Linked DNA regions of Homo sapiens: region 2 is linked to region 1. The links are chromatin loops, found by intact Hi-C in ENCODE. Cell type or tissue: right lobe of liver. All regions are shown on one strand. Links, peaks and the distances in the headings refer to the core of each region. The heading gives the core; the rest is flanking DNA.

Evidence for each region. Peaks named below come from ENCODE experiments on the same cell type or tissue, not always from the same donor. Only the 100,000 strongest peaks of a DNase experiment are listed, where the experiment ranks them.
Region 2: it touches region 1 in a loop (6-fold over the local background); 18 of 110 quality-filtered maps call a loop at or near these places.

What each region holds. Positions count from the first base shown.
Region 1 is chr10:112,157,355-112,162,354 of GRCh38, reverse strand. It overlaps GPAM (glycerol-3-phosphate acyltransferase, mitochondrial), which reads left to right. Exons shown (of 22, transcript NM_001244949.2): 15 at 618-688; 16 at 1,487-1,751; 17 at 2,302-2,444; 18 at 3,962-4,039; 19 at 4,966-5,000. Among named protein-coding and RNA genes, the nearest start is that of GPAM, 24 kb to the left of the region's middle. In right lobe of liver, for the core only: no CTCF peak of the experiment used is centred there; a DNase peak (open chromatin) is centred at 2,704; H3K27ac peaks cover 3,301 bases.
Region 2 is chr10:112,304,758-112,312,639 of GRCh38, reverse strand. TECTB (tectorin beta) reads right to left here. Exons shown (of 11, transcript NM_058222.3): 11 at 7,602-7,882. It also overlaps the pseudogene GUCY2GP. Among named protein-coding and RNA genes, the nearest start is that of MIR6715B, 9.0 kb to the right of the region's middle. In right lobe of liver, for the core only: CTCF peaks have their summits at 4,374 and 4,579 (motif pointing right); DNase peaks (open chromatin) are centred at 1,929 and 4,619; H3K27ac peaks cover 4,160 bases.

The DNA of each region.
Region 1 (5,000 bases), core at 1-5,000:
GGGCCAGTCATTTTATTCTCATGTGGTCTAATGAGCTAGGTAGGATTTTCATTTTATCAGCAAGGAAGGTGAGGCCAGGAATTTAAGTAATTTGCCCCAAGTCATGAAGTTAGTTAGTGAGTAAATTAGGATTTGAGCCCAGATTTTTCTGACTTCAAGTCAGCTGTTATCCTTCTACTACACCTTCGTTTTAATATGGTGAATACCAGCAAGAAGAGTGAAGTAGAGTTGTAGTTATAATAGACTGTAGGTGGGAGCAAGTAAAGGAATATGGAAATGGGAGATCCCGTAGAACTAAAACAGCCTTGTACTTTGGGTCTTGATATTTCAATAAAAGTGTCTCTTCGTCATTCAGTAACTAAATTCCACTGGCCTGGATTGAAGTTGGACCTGTCTTACTTAGCCTGTTGTATGATGAATAGTGATCTCTAATGAGGTTCCATTATACCAGAACACTGTAGTATTATAACTTCCTTTTGGTAAATCACACTTATGGGAAATGTGATAGAAGACTTTCACAGTTTTAAATACTCCTGTTTAAAATTTAGGTATTTCAAAAAAGTTCAGCTATGTTTGTAAAAAGTGCAACTAAAAAAAGCTTTGTGTTTGCCTTCCAGCTGCTAGCAAGTCCTGTGCCATTATGTCCACACACATTGTGGCTTGCCTGCTCCTCTACAGACACAGGCAGGTATGTCTGCAATGTCACCTGCAGTTAAGTAGGAAGCAGGAGAATGTTTTGTCAGCTGCTCAGATACATACTCAGGGGCAGATTTGGCCCACTCATGGCTAGTACTATGAGGTAAACAGTAAAATAAGCTGAGGACCCTGCCCAAAGGAGCTTATCAACTTGGTGGAGGAAGAATCTACATTTAAAAACAAAACAAAACAGACTGCTTAATATATATAGTACTAAGCTATTGCTTGATTAATACTGTTAATGTAAATAAGGTCTAACTCATTAACATGTGGTATATATTCTGAAAGCAAATGCTTTCCAAATGAATTGACTGGCATTTTAGAACCCACCCTTTATCCTCCCAAAATACATTTGTCTGAGCTTTATGATGGAAGAGACCACACCAGTCTTGTTCAGTCATATTCTCAACACCAAACAGTGCCAATATATATAGGCACCAAATAAATATTTGCCAGATAAATATTTAAAATGAAGGAAATTTTGCTAAAAAATAAGCACTCCTTACTTGCAGATGGCTTTTTTCCTCCCCCTTGTGATCTTATGTGTGCATATCATGTGTCATGGCTAGAGTGTTCACTAGCATGTGTAATACCTTGACATTCCTGGAGGACCAGCTTTTTAAGTAGTTTTCTGACTCGCTCTGCATTGGTGTTCTGGCCCTACTTCTCTATGTGCTAGCAGTGAGCTGCAGGAAAGCCAAGGCAAGAAGAAAGTCTTGGAATGTTGGCCTCTCAGCTTTTTGGAAAGTAGGTTTTCCACCATCATGATACCGTTTCCATCTTTCTTTAGGGAATTGATCTCTCCACATTGGTCGAAGACTTCTTTGTGATGAAAGAGGAAGTCCTGGCTCGTGATTTTGACCTGGGGTTCTCAGGAAATTCAGAAGATGTAGTAATGCATGCCATACAGCTGCTGGGAAATTGTGTCACAATCACCCACACTAGCAGGAACGATGAGTTTTTTATCACCCCCAGCACAACTGTCCCATCAGTCTTCGAACTCAACTTCTACAGCAATGGGGTACTTCATGTCTTTATCATGGAGGCCATCATAGGTATGTCAGACCTTGAAATATTTTCAGTAATTTTCATGGAAAATAAAAAGGCCTAAAACACATAGTGGTATCTGCTTTAATTTGGGTGATAGCCCCTTGCTTGAGGGAATGTGGCTATAATTTTAGTTTTCAAACGAAAATGTAATCTCCTGTTATATCACTGTTTACAATGAGTAGTTACTGAATTACCGTTTGTATAGCATTACCCTTATTTTTCAGGAGAGGTAGAGTGTCTTGCTATCCAGGAGCTGAAAATCTAACTGAGATGAGACATACACAGAGCAGCAAAGTGAGTGGAGGGCCTCATTTGTGATTAAGAGAAAAGAGAGGAAGGAGAGAAGAGGGGGCTTATGTCTTTGGAGAAGGTTTTTGATGCAGTTGGGATCATATGGAATCATAAGAATTTAGTCTTATGGGATTTACTTAAATTTCTCCAAATACAGGCCATTATTTTTGATGTATTAATAATCTCTTAAGGTTATTCAAGCCAGTTGAAGTTTTTCTTGGAGACTTTGAGCTGGCAACTTCATTGTTGCTTTTCTTTTCTTAGCTTGCAGCCTTTATGCAGTTCTGAACAAGAGGGGACTGGGGGGTCCCACTAGCACCCCACCTAACCTGATCAGCCAGGAGCAGCTGGTGCGGAAGGCGGCCAGCCTGTGCTACCTTCTCTCCAATGAAGGCACCATCTCACTGGTGAGTGAAGACCCTTCAGTGTTGCCTGGTCTCTTTTCTTGAGCGTTTTCATGAAAACGTAACCCCCCGTGTTTTTCTGTTAGATAATGTTTGACCCATTGTTGATACTTTATATTCCACTCCTGGATTTCAGTGACCACCAAACCAATATGTCATTTACTATCTTGGTTTGCTCTCTGGGTCACTGCTCCACTGAATCTATCCTGCAGCTATGAGCCATGATAGGACAGATTGCTCAATGTTCTCAGGCAGTCACATCCAAAGCTAGTGAGCACGTATTGTGTGTGAGGCACTGGGTCAGTGGTTTGTAAATAATTAACACACCCACCTGTAGATGATGGAACCACAGATGGTAAGAGTCAGAAGCAGCCTTAAAAATCATCTGCTCGGCCAGGTGCGGTGGCTCACGCCTGTAATCTCAGCACTTTGGGAGGCTGAGGCGGGCAGATCACGAGGTCAGGAGATCGAGACCATCCTGGCTAACGTGGAGAAACCCCGTCTCTACTAAAAATACAAAAAAAAATTAGCCAGGTGTAGTAGCACCTGCCTGTAGTCCCAGCTACTTTGGAGGCTGAGGCAGGAGGATCACTTGAACCTGGGAGGCGGAGGATGCAGTGAGCTGAGATTGCGCCACTGTTCTCCAGCCTGAGTGACAGAGCGAGACTCCATCTCAAAAAAAAAAAAAAAAAAAAAAGAAAATCATCTGCTCAACACCTCTCAATTTACAAATGAGGAAAACCAAGCCCAGCAGTACTAATGAGCATTTATATTATATACCCAAACACTTTTAGGCATTTATCATGAGACATATGTATTAAGTAGTAGATTTCCTTCTTCTCAAAGTCATCAACATGTAGAATTCATATTTTATTTGAATTCCGATATTTTCTTTTGTATGAATGTGTCTTGAGATGTTGACGAGATGAGTGCATGTGTTAGGAGTACCGCCCCCTCCATGCCATGCTTTGTGTGAGGTGTGCTCGTGGTCCTGTTGGGGAATCTGTTTTGCATGAACCTTGGGTGGTGGGATGGAAGGGATGAGGGCAGATAAGACTTCCAAGATTGACCTTGTCCTTTCTCTGGTATTTATTTACTTATTCCAATGTTGCCTTTCCTCAATCACCACTTTTGTGTACAGTATTTATTATAAGATAACTATTGCAGAGAAATTGTCTTATAAAGTAAAAGAAATAGATGGTGGGGGGCTGATAAGCAGTCTTCAGAGGGCTTTCCACACTGTGGGTGTGGGGAGAGAATTGAGCTCAGGAGTACCCCTTGCAGGTGGTGCAGTGTTGGGTGCTCTGCCAACTTTAAGTGACAGAGGTCTTTTCTTGGGCTTTGTCCATGACCGTGTGTGTATCAAGACAGTGGGCACTGGGAATCACAGGACTTGCTCAGTGGGGTGATGGAGGTAACAGAATGGAAGGCTTTGGCAGCTACCTTGTACCATGTTTTCTGCGTTTAAAAAAAGAAGTATAAAATGGTGGCATTTATATTTAAATGAATTTTCTTTTCAGCCTTGCCAGACATTTTACCAAGTCTGCCATGAAACAGTAGGAAAGTTTATCCAGTATGGCATTCTTACAGTGGCAGAGGTAAGAGGTAGAGCTTTCCTTTATTTGTCTTTATACTTACTCTTCATTCCCTTACCTTTTCTACAACTTATTTAAACCAATAATTGGCCAGGCATGGTGGCATGTGCCTGTAATCCCAGCACTTTGGGAGGTGAAGGCGGGTGGATCACCTGAGGTCAGGAGTACGAGAGCAGCCTGGCCAACATGGCACAACCCTGTCTTTCCTAAAAATACAAAAATTAGCTGGGCATGGTGGCACACACCTGTAATCCCAGCTACTTGGGAGGCTGAGGCACAAGAATCGGAGTGGTGGAGGTTTCAGTGAGCCAAGATCATGTCAGTGCACTCCAGCCTGGGTGACAGAGTGAGACTCAGTCTCATAAATAAGTAAACAAACCAATAATTACATTTGGTATATAGTCATGTTCAGATGTAGAGAAGCAAAAAATAAGAATGGGGAGAATAAGTGTCCTTTGGGATTATTTAATATTTTGGTTCCTATTTGTAAGTTGTGTTGTCTAAAACATATCCTGACTTGATTCCGTGACATCCAGAAGTTTGTATGCTAAGTTGAGACGTTACACCTATCAGTATGCTTGCAGCTTGCACATCTGCAGTTTTCATTTTTGAGATTCTATTTTAATTTTGGTAGATTTAGTGTAGAGGAGATGGCCTGGAAAAGTACATATCAATTTAGAACATGTGGGGGTACTTTTATTTGATCTTTCTTTCTGGTAGCTCTCCCCTCCCACCTGCCCTTTCTTTTGTCTCCTGCTGTCTCCTGACTGAGTTTGAGTTTGGAAGGGAAGTGGACTGACATTATGAGTGGCTAAACAGAGAAGAGCCAGGAAGGGTCAGAGAAGAGGACTGCCTTGTCCTGGCTCCACTGGGCAGTTGTTTGTGTGCCAGTGCATATTTATTTACTATCCATCATCTCCTTGGCCTAGCACGATGACCAGGAAGATATCAGTCCTAGTCTTGC
Region 2 (7,882 bases), core at 1,701-6,700, 150 kb before region 1:
CTTGCATGGGGTGGAGGTCAGGGAGTGTGACGCGTCCAAACATGGGGCCTCAAGGTTGGGGACAAATGAGGGGCCTTAATCTCTGACCCCACCCCAACCCTTGGCCTCCCTCATGGAAAACAAAGGTCACTCTGTCACTTTGTTTTCAGGTTGAGACCATTGGAGATGCATACATGGTGGCTAGTGGACTCCCTACCACAATGGAAGCCAGCATGTGGCTGAGATTGCCACCATGTCCCTGCACTTCCTCAGTGCCACCATCTGCTTCCAAATTGGGCACATGCCCCAGGAGAAGCTCCAGCTTCGTATTGGCCTCTACACAGGTAGACAAAACTGATGGCCTGATGGTCCAGGGATGGCAGCAGGTAGTTCCGGGTTCCACTCCTAGGTCCAGGGCTTTTAGGAACCTGGACATTGAACAGTAACATCTTTAGGGGAAATAAAAGTTTGAATTGTCTCTGCATGTGTATTTCTATTTAGCTAGGTTGCTTGGTAACAACAAGGACACACAATGGCTTCAATGTATTCAACCAAAAGTAAGGACTGGGCACAGTGGCTCACGCCTGTAATCCTAGCAATTTGGGAGGCCGAGATGGGTGGATTGCCTGAGCTCAGGAGTTTGAGACCAACCTGGGCAACATGGTGAAACCCTGTCTGTACTAAAATACAGAAAACCAGCTGGGTGTGGTGGCAGGCACCTATAATCTCAGCTACTCAGGAGGCTGAGGCGTGAGAATTGCTTGAACCTGAAAGGCAGAGGTTGCAGTGAGCTGACATCGTGCCACTGCCTCCAGCCTGGGCAACAAAGCAAAACTCTTTCAAAAAAAAAAAAAAAAAAAGGAAGAGACCAAAACCCAGGATGGGTTCTACAGGGCTAATTTTCTTCCATGCCTTAGCATCAAATGCCCTTTGATATGCTCTGTGTTTGCTAACTCATGGGCATGTGATCTGTGCAGAAGTGATGCATGCTTGGTTTCACGCTCTTTCTGTCACTGTCTGGAAATTCTTAATCATTTTTGCACAGAGTGTCCTGTGTTTTCACTCTGCACTTGTTCCAGCAAATTTTGTAGCCAGTTATGCTACCTATCTTCCAAGGCTCAACAAAGATAAAACCCGATCCTCAGTCAGAATGAATTGCTCCCATGTTTGTACCACTATTGGCATTGTTCACAGCTCTAGTTCGTGAGTGACATGGTCATTTAATGATGATGTCGCTTTCCAGCAGGTGTTTGTGGGTTCTGTCGGTTTCCTTTCTGTAAACCCTAAAACCTATTGCCAATTTGCCCCAAGAGGGTGCATCACTACATTTGTTCATCTGATGCGTATCGTCGAGTCCAGCCTCGGGCAATGCAGAGCGGTTATGGCCTTTGGTTCTTCATTCTTTAGGTCCTGTGGTGGCTGGTGTGCTGGGGATTACCATGTCCAGATACTGTCTATTTGGAGACACTGTCAACATGGCATCCAGAATGGAGAGCAGCAGTTCACGTGGGTATCACTGACAACACTTTGTAAACACAATATTGTTATCTCCCTCCAGGCCCCTAGCTTTAACCAGGGGATACTTTTAGAAGATGCATTTGCTTTTTGCCTACTGTTTTCCATCTGGAGGTTAAGATCATTATCCACTTCAGGCAACACTGATCACATGCTTTATAGACAGGGTTTTGCACTCTGCTCTTGTTAGAACCATGCAAATACACGCAGCCTCCTTTTTTCTATGACTTTCAGTCCTAAGCAATCACAGGCACATATAATCACTTAAATGAAGAGCAGGAGTTGGAAAGCTTTTTCTTTTTTTTGAGATGGAGTCTCACTGTGTCACCCAGGCTGGAGTGCAGTGGTGTGATCTTAGGTCATTGTGACCTCTGCCTCCTGGGTTCAAGCGATTCTCCTGCCTCAGCCTTCTGAGTAGCTGGGATTACAGGCATGCGCCACCACGCCCGGCTAATGTGTGTGTGTGTGTGTGTGTGTGTGTGTGTGTGTGTGTGTGTGTGTGTGTGTTTAGTAGAGACTGGGTTTCACCATGTTGGTCAGGCTGGTCTTGAACTCCTGACCTCAAGCGATCCACCCACTTCGGCCTCCCAAAGTGCTGGGATTAGCTGGCATGAAGCACTGTGCCTGGCCCGGAAAACCTTTTCTATACAGGGCCAGACAGTAAATATTTCAGGCTTCAGGGGCCATAGAATCTTTGTTGCAACTACTTAAGTGCTGTTGTAGCTCAAAAGCAGCAATAGACAATATGTCAATCAACAGGCATGGCCATGTTCCAATAAAGCTTTATTTGCAAACACAAGTAGTGGACTGGATTTGGCCCATAGGTGATAATCTGCCCTTCTCCGAGGTAGAGTATATTCTTGGTGGTACAGAAGAAATCTATAGCCAGGACCTCCAGGGAATATTACATTCTTTTGCTTTATAGTAATTTTATTGCATTACCATTCCCAGGCACTCGTATGCCATTTGTCAGATGAGACATGTAAAAAAGAATTACTCAGTGATGTCAGTTTCAAAAAGGCTTAGATGATTAACATTGTTTTATATTGTAAATTTTCCACATTATATAAAAACACATTCATTGTTTAAGTTAACCGAGTCTCAAACAAGAATTTTTTTTTTTTTTGAGATGGAGTTTTGCTCTTGTTGCCCAGGCTGGAGTGCAATGGCATGCTCTCGGCTCACTGCAACCTCCGCCTCCCGGGTTCAGCCTCCCCAGTAGCTGGGGTTACAGGCATCTGCCACCACGCCTGGATAATTTTTGTATTTTTAGTAGAGACGGGGTTTCACCATGTTGGCCAGGCTAGTCCCGAACTCCTGACATCACATGATCCACCCGCCTTGGCCTCCCAAAGTGCTCAGATTACAGGCGTGAGCTACCATGCCCAGCATTCAAACAAGAATTTTAAACCTCTCTCTTATCTTGTAAGTAAAGGTTTTTAGGATAAACTTTGAAGCTAGAGCTGCTTATAAAGGATCTAGACCTGATTCTAATTGCATTTCTGGTTACAAACAACATTTTCAGTAAAATGTCCCAGCTGAGGAGCCCAGTGAACTGCCCTCCATGGGGATTACCTTGTATGCTGAATCAGTTCTGCCTTCTGTTTCCAAACTGAATGCACTAAGGTTTTGAGCAGGACTCAACAATGATTGAGCAATGTCAGAATGGTTGAGAATCCCAACCTAAGAGTCCCAGACTTCAGAGAAGTCGTCTGTGATTTGCTTAATGAAAAGTCCTGGTGATCAGAGAATTCAAGCAGTGTAGGTTCCCTCTCCAAAGCAGCCCCTACCCCACTGACACTCCACTGATAAGTTGATAACTAAGCAGTGACTGGTTTATGGCAGCTCTCCGGATTCATGTCTCTCAGAGCACTGCAAGCACCCTGGTGGCATTGGGAGGGTACGATTTGCTAAAGAGAGGCACCATTCCAGTCAAGGTAAGACCAGGCCAACCATGCCCTGCCTGCCCTGTTTGGGTCTCTGATAGAGACATCGAGGAACTTAGCGGGATGGATGCATCTCCATGGAGTGATGCAGGGAGACCTCTAAGGTTCCCCTGGAGGCACTCATGACTGCCAGATCTTCTTCCTTCAGAGGAGAAGAAGTTCCCTCAAATGATCAAACGTGGAATCTTCAACAGAGAACACCTTAACTCCCAGCTAAACCAACCCCTTAGGGAATGCTTTCTTTTTTTCTTTTCTCTCTCTCGTTTTTTTTTTTTTGGCTACAAATGGTCCCCTAGCTTCCTCTTGAACACCCCAGTCCAGAAAAAGAAGTAGAAGGGAAGGCAGTGGCATCAACTCCCCAGTTTTGCTTAGCCTGGCCTTAGCATTCTGTATTCAATCAACTGACTTCAGTAAGAGGAAGACTTTTCTAGAAGGCGGCATTTAGCCATAGCTTGGAACCCATTCCTGCTACTGACCAGCTGTCTGAGTTTGAGGGCTTGTTTTTGTCATCTGCAAAATGGGGGTGGTGATAATACCGTCCTTGAAGGGTGGATGTGAGGAGTAAATGTGGACATGGATGTGAGGCGCTTCACTGGGTGTCCCACTCATACTAAGAGTGCAGTAGATTTTATTATTATTTTTAAAAGATTTTCTTTGCAACAAGCTTTAGTCTCCGTGGACTGTCACCCCCTAGGACATTGCTGCCTGGCCATGCAGGCTTATCAGCAAAGCCCAAGAAAATCAGTAAGATTTTATCTGTAAGGAGGCCTTTTGCTTGTGGAGGGAGGGAGCTCCCACTGTCCCAGCAAGTAAGACAGACCTCAGACATCTGCCCAGAGGCCATGCATTACAGGCAGCCCGCCAGCCCCACCCCAACCCTGCCAGCGATTCCCCAGGGCCTTCCTTTGCCTCCCACAGGGCAAAGGAGAGCAAACAACTTTCTGGTTGAAAGATAAAGAAGGCTTCACTCTTCCACTCCCGAATTTACTGAGGAAAAAGCCAAAGTCCCAGAGATATTGTGAGGTGAGTATTTTCTTTCAAGATGTTTGTGGAGTCACATGAAAGTCTTTGGGGACCCTTCTTCAAGATGCAGTCGATATCCCATTTAAGAGGTGTGGTTCTGGGGCATTGATCCAGTCTCCCACTAGGGGGAGCCGTCTAGCTGGCCCCCTCTTCCACCTCCAGGTGTTTGCTCCCAGCCTGTGCCTCCAGCAAATGCAGATTTGGAGGAGCTGAAGATGGTGAACTCATTTCCTGGGGTGCCAGGGCTGACTTGTGGCTCTCAGCCCTGTGCAACTGCCCTAGCTGCCAGATATTTACAGCCCATTAACTTGAGAATTTGTGTTGAACCCAGTTTCATTCTGCAGGAGGGGAAAGTGGAGAGGATGAAGCCTGTCTTTCTTGTGCAAGATGCCTGCTCTCTAACCTTTGGTGCTGATTTTCCTTATCAGCTAATCAGCTTGCAAGGAGATAGGAGCTCATATCTGACAGCATCTTGAGAATGTGTTCAGGAAAAAAAGCTCTAAGGCATGAGCAGCCACTGAAATCCAACAGGGCCGAGGCTATTTCAAGCAGTCAGGCCCTCTGCAGTTATTGGAAAGCCTGGTTCTGAGCCCTGAGTTACTGTGAGCCGAGCAGCTCCCAAATGCATAATGCCCTCTTCCTGATGTATTGCCTAATTTCTCTCCTATTCACCGAGCAAAAACTCCTGCAGTCAAGGCTTGAATGTTAAGTAGAATTTCTCAGTCATTTATGAAGAGTTTAATTTAAAAAAGGTTCCAGTAGACAAAGACGAACCCATCCATTCCTGCTACGATGGTTTTCTCTTCTACATAATGAATAGGATTCCATGTTGTTTTATTGAGTGGATGTTTTAATAGATTTACTGAACCACTAATGCATTTATAGTACTTCTTTCTTCATCTCTTGCAACTCCTCACATCCAGATATCTTTCATGTGGTTGCTCCTGAATCTGGCAGAGCAATTTGAATGAAATATTGTGTTTGAGACCTTTTCCTGTTGAACTTCCCATGACAGAAGGAGCGAAAATCAATGAGACCAGAAATAGTTTCTTTCTTGCTGGGTCTCTGAGCTGCCTTTGCTGAGATACTTTTGAGACCTGTATGGGAAATAAACTACTTTTTGGCTTATTGAAGGCTTTTAACACCAAATTATATAAAAGATTTGGTGGAATTCTTGCCTTTCTTTAGGAAGAGGGACACAAAAGCACTTTCACTTCCCAAATAATCCAGTCTTCATTGGGATCCTAAGCATTTCCATTACCAGTATTTTGCTTCTGCCCAGAGAGGGAAGACTGAATTCTACATCCATCACACACTCTGTTTTCTATATGAAAATTCTGTTTTCATTGTGGTAGGCTTCGCTCCTCCCCAGAGGCCTTAAGCATTGGGGACTGAAGGCTTTAGACTGATACTTAAAAGGAGAGAAGGCAGAAGGCATTTATGTGAAGAGGAGAGGAGGGCTTTCTCCTGCTACTTTAGCATGGAGACAGTAAGCCAAATTTATCTTCTCATTCCCCATAACTCCTTTTCTTGAGATAATGGCTCTGGATCCCAAACACCTTGCTCAACCATGAAAGGAAACAAGGCCACCTCTGCTATGAGTCCTCCTAGAGAGCTAGGATAGTCCCCATCCATCCATCCATCCATCCATCTATCCATCCATCCATCCATCCATCTATCCATCCATCCATCCATCCATCCACCCACCCGTCCACCTATTCATGTGAACATTTCTTTAATCCAAGGAGCATTTGTTAAGCACTTACTCTGTGCCATTCTGGGGTACACAAGAGAATATGAACTTTCCCTTGATCTTTGGCTTGCAGTCTAGTTAGGGAGAAGAAAGCATAATTTCATTGCATAAAGCAATATTAAGGACTAATAGAGCTATATACAAAAGCGTAGCAGTAACTAAGCAGTCCATCACTGTGACATTAAAAGAACATTAGAAAATAATACACAGATGAAGGAATGGGGCCAGGTAGGGCAATTGCCTATTATTATCCTGTCTTTGTATTGTGTGTGTGTGTCTGTTTTTCTTCCAGCCCTAGCCCATGTGCTTATGTAAGTTATGTTCATGTAATATAGATTTAGTTCTGCCTTTCTTATTGAACATCATAAGCATTTGGCATCTAGACACACATACACACAAAAACACACGTGTGCATATGCAGACATCCACGTGTGCACACATGCACATATATATGTATGCACACCCTCATATATATACACACACACGTGCATACATACACACACATATGCACATGGAGAAAGAGAGAGCGAGACTGTCTTTATGGATCACAACTAAGAATTTTGATAAGAACACTTTTCTAAATCTATATTCAGTATTTGTTCTATGTCAGCTAAGGATACCTGGGGGAGAATTAGTTTTCTTCTTTTTCTTAATGTTTCTAATTGTGTTTAGAACTACTGAGAATTTACAAGAGATTGTTTTGAGAGTACCTTGTCTTATTTTCTCAAAGAAGAAGTTATGAGACAAGAAGGGTAATCAAACATCATGAGGTTGTTAGTTAATGTCAAGTCAAAACACATCCAGTCACTGGTGAGAGACATTCGGGCTCTATAGGCAGGGATGACCCAAAAGACCTTTTCCCCAAAATGTTAATCATACAGATTGGCTTTACCTCCTTGCATCAGAAACCCAATACTGGGAGTTTTTTAAATGTAAAGGTAGGATAGAATAATTAGAAGTCTGTGGCAAGCCGGGTGCAGTGGCTCATGCCTGTAATTCCAGCACTTTGGGAGGCTGAGGCAGGTAGATCACGAGATCAGGAGATTGAGACCATCCTGGCTAACATGGTGAAACCCCATCTCTACTAAAAATACAAAAAATTAGCTGGGTGTGGTGGCGGGCACCTGTAGTCCCAGCTACTTGGGAGGCTGAGACAGGAGAATGGTGTGAACCTGGGAGGCAGAGCTTGCAGTGAGCTGAGATCACGCCACTGCACTCCAGCCTGGGTGGTGACAGAGCGAGACTCCATCTCAAAAAAAAAAAAAAAAAAAAAAAGTCTGTGGCATATATGCGAGTCTACGAAGCTCTAGTTGTAGAAACCCCTGGGAGAATTGGGGAATTAGCTGTCAACATGATATATTAACACTGTAAACTGTAGTCATAGGTTATTTATTTTAAGGCATTTTATTTATTCCATAGCGCCAGGTAGAGATACAAGATCATAAAACACAATGATGAAATACAGCAAAACTAATACAACATTGGTTTATTCTGACAGCAAAGGATTTGAACATGGCTATGAGTATGCTATTTAAGAGTTTTCTACTAGAACCAATAAAATATGTCTTCTGTTTTTCCTGACTATAAAAACTCTGAATTTACAGAAAGAAGAGATCCTAAACTCGTTGGAACTCCAGCTTAGAGACCAAGTCTAGACCAAATTGAG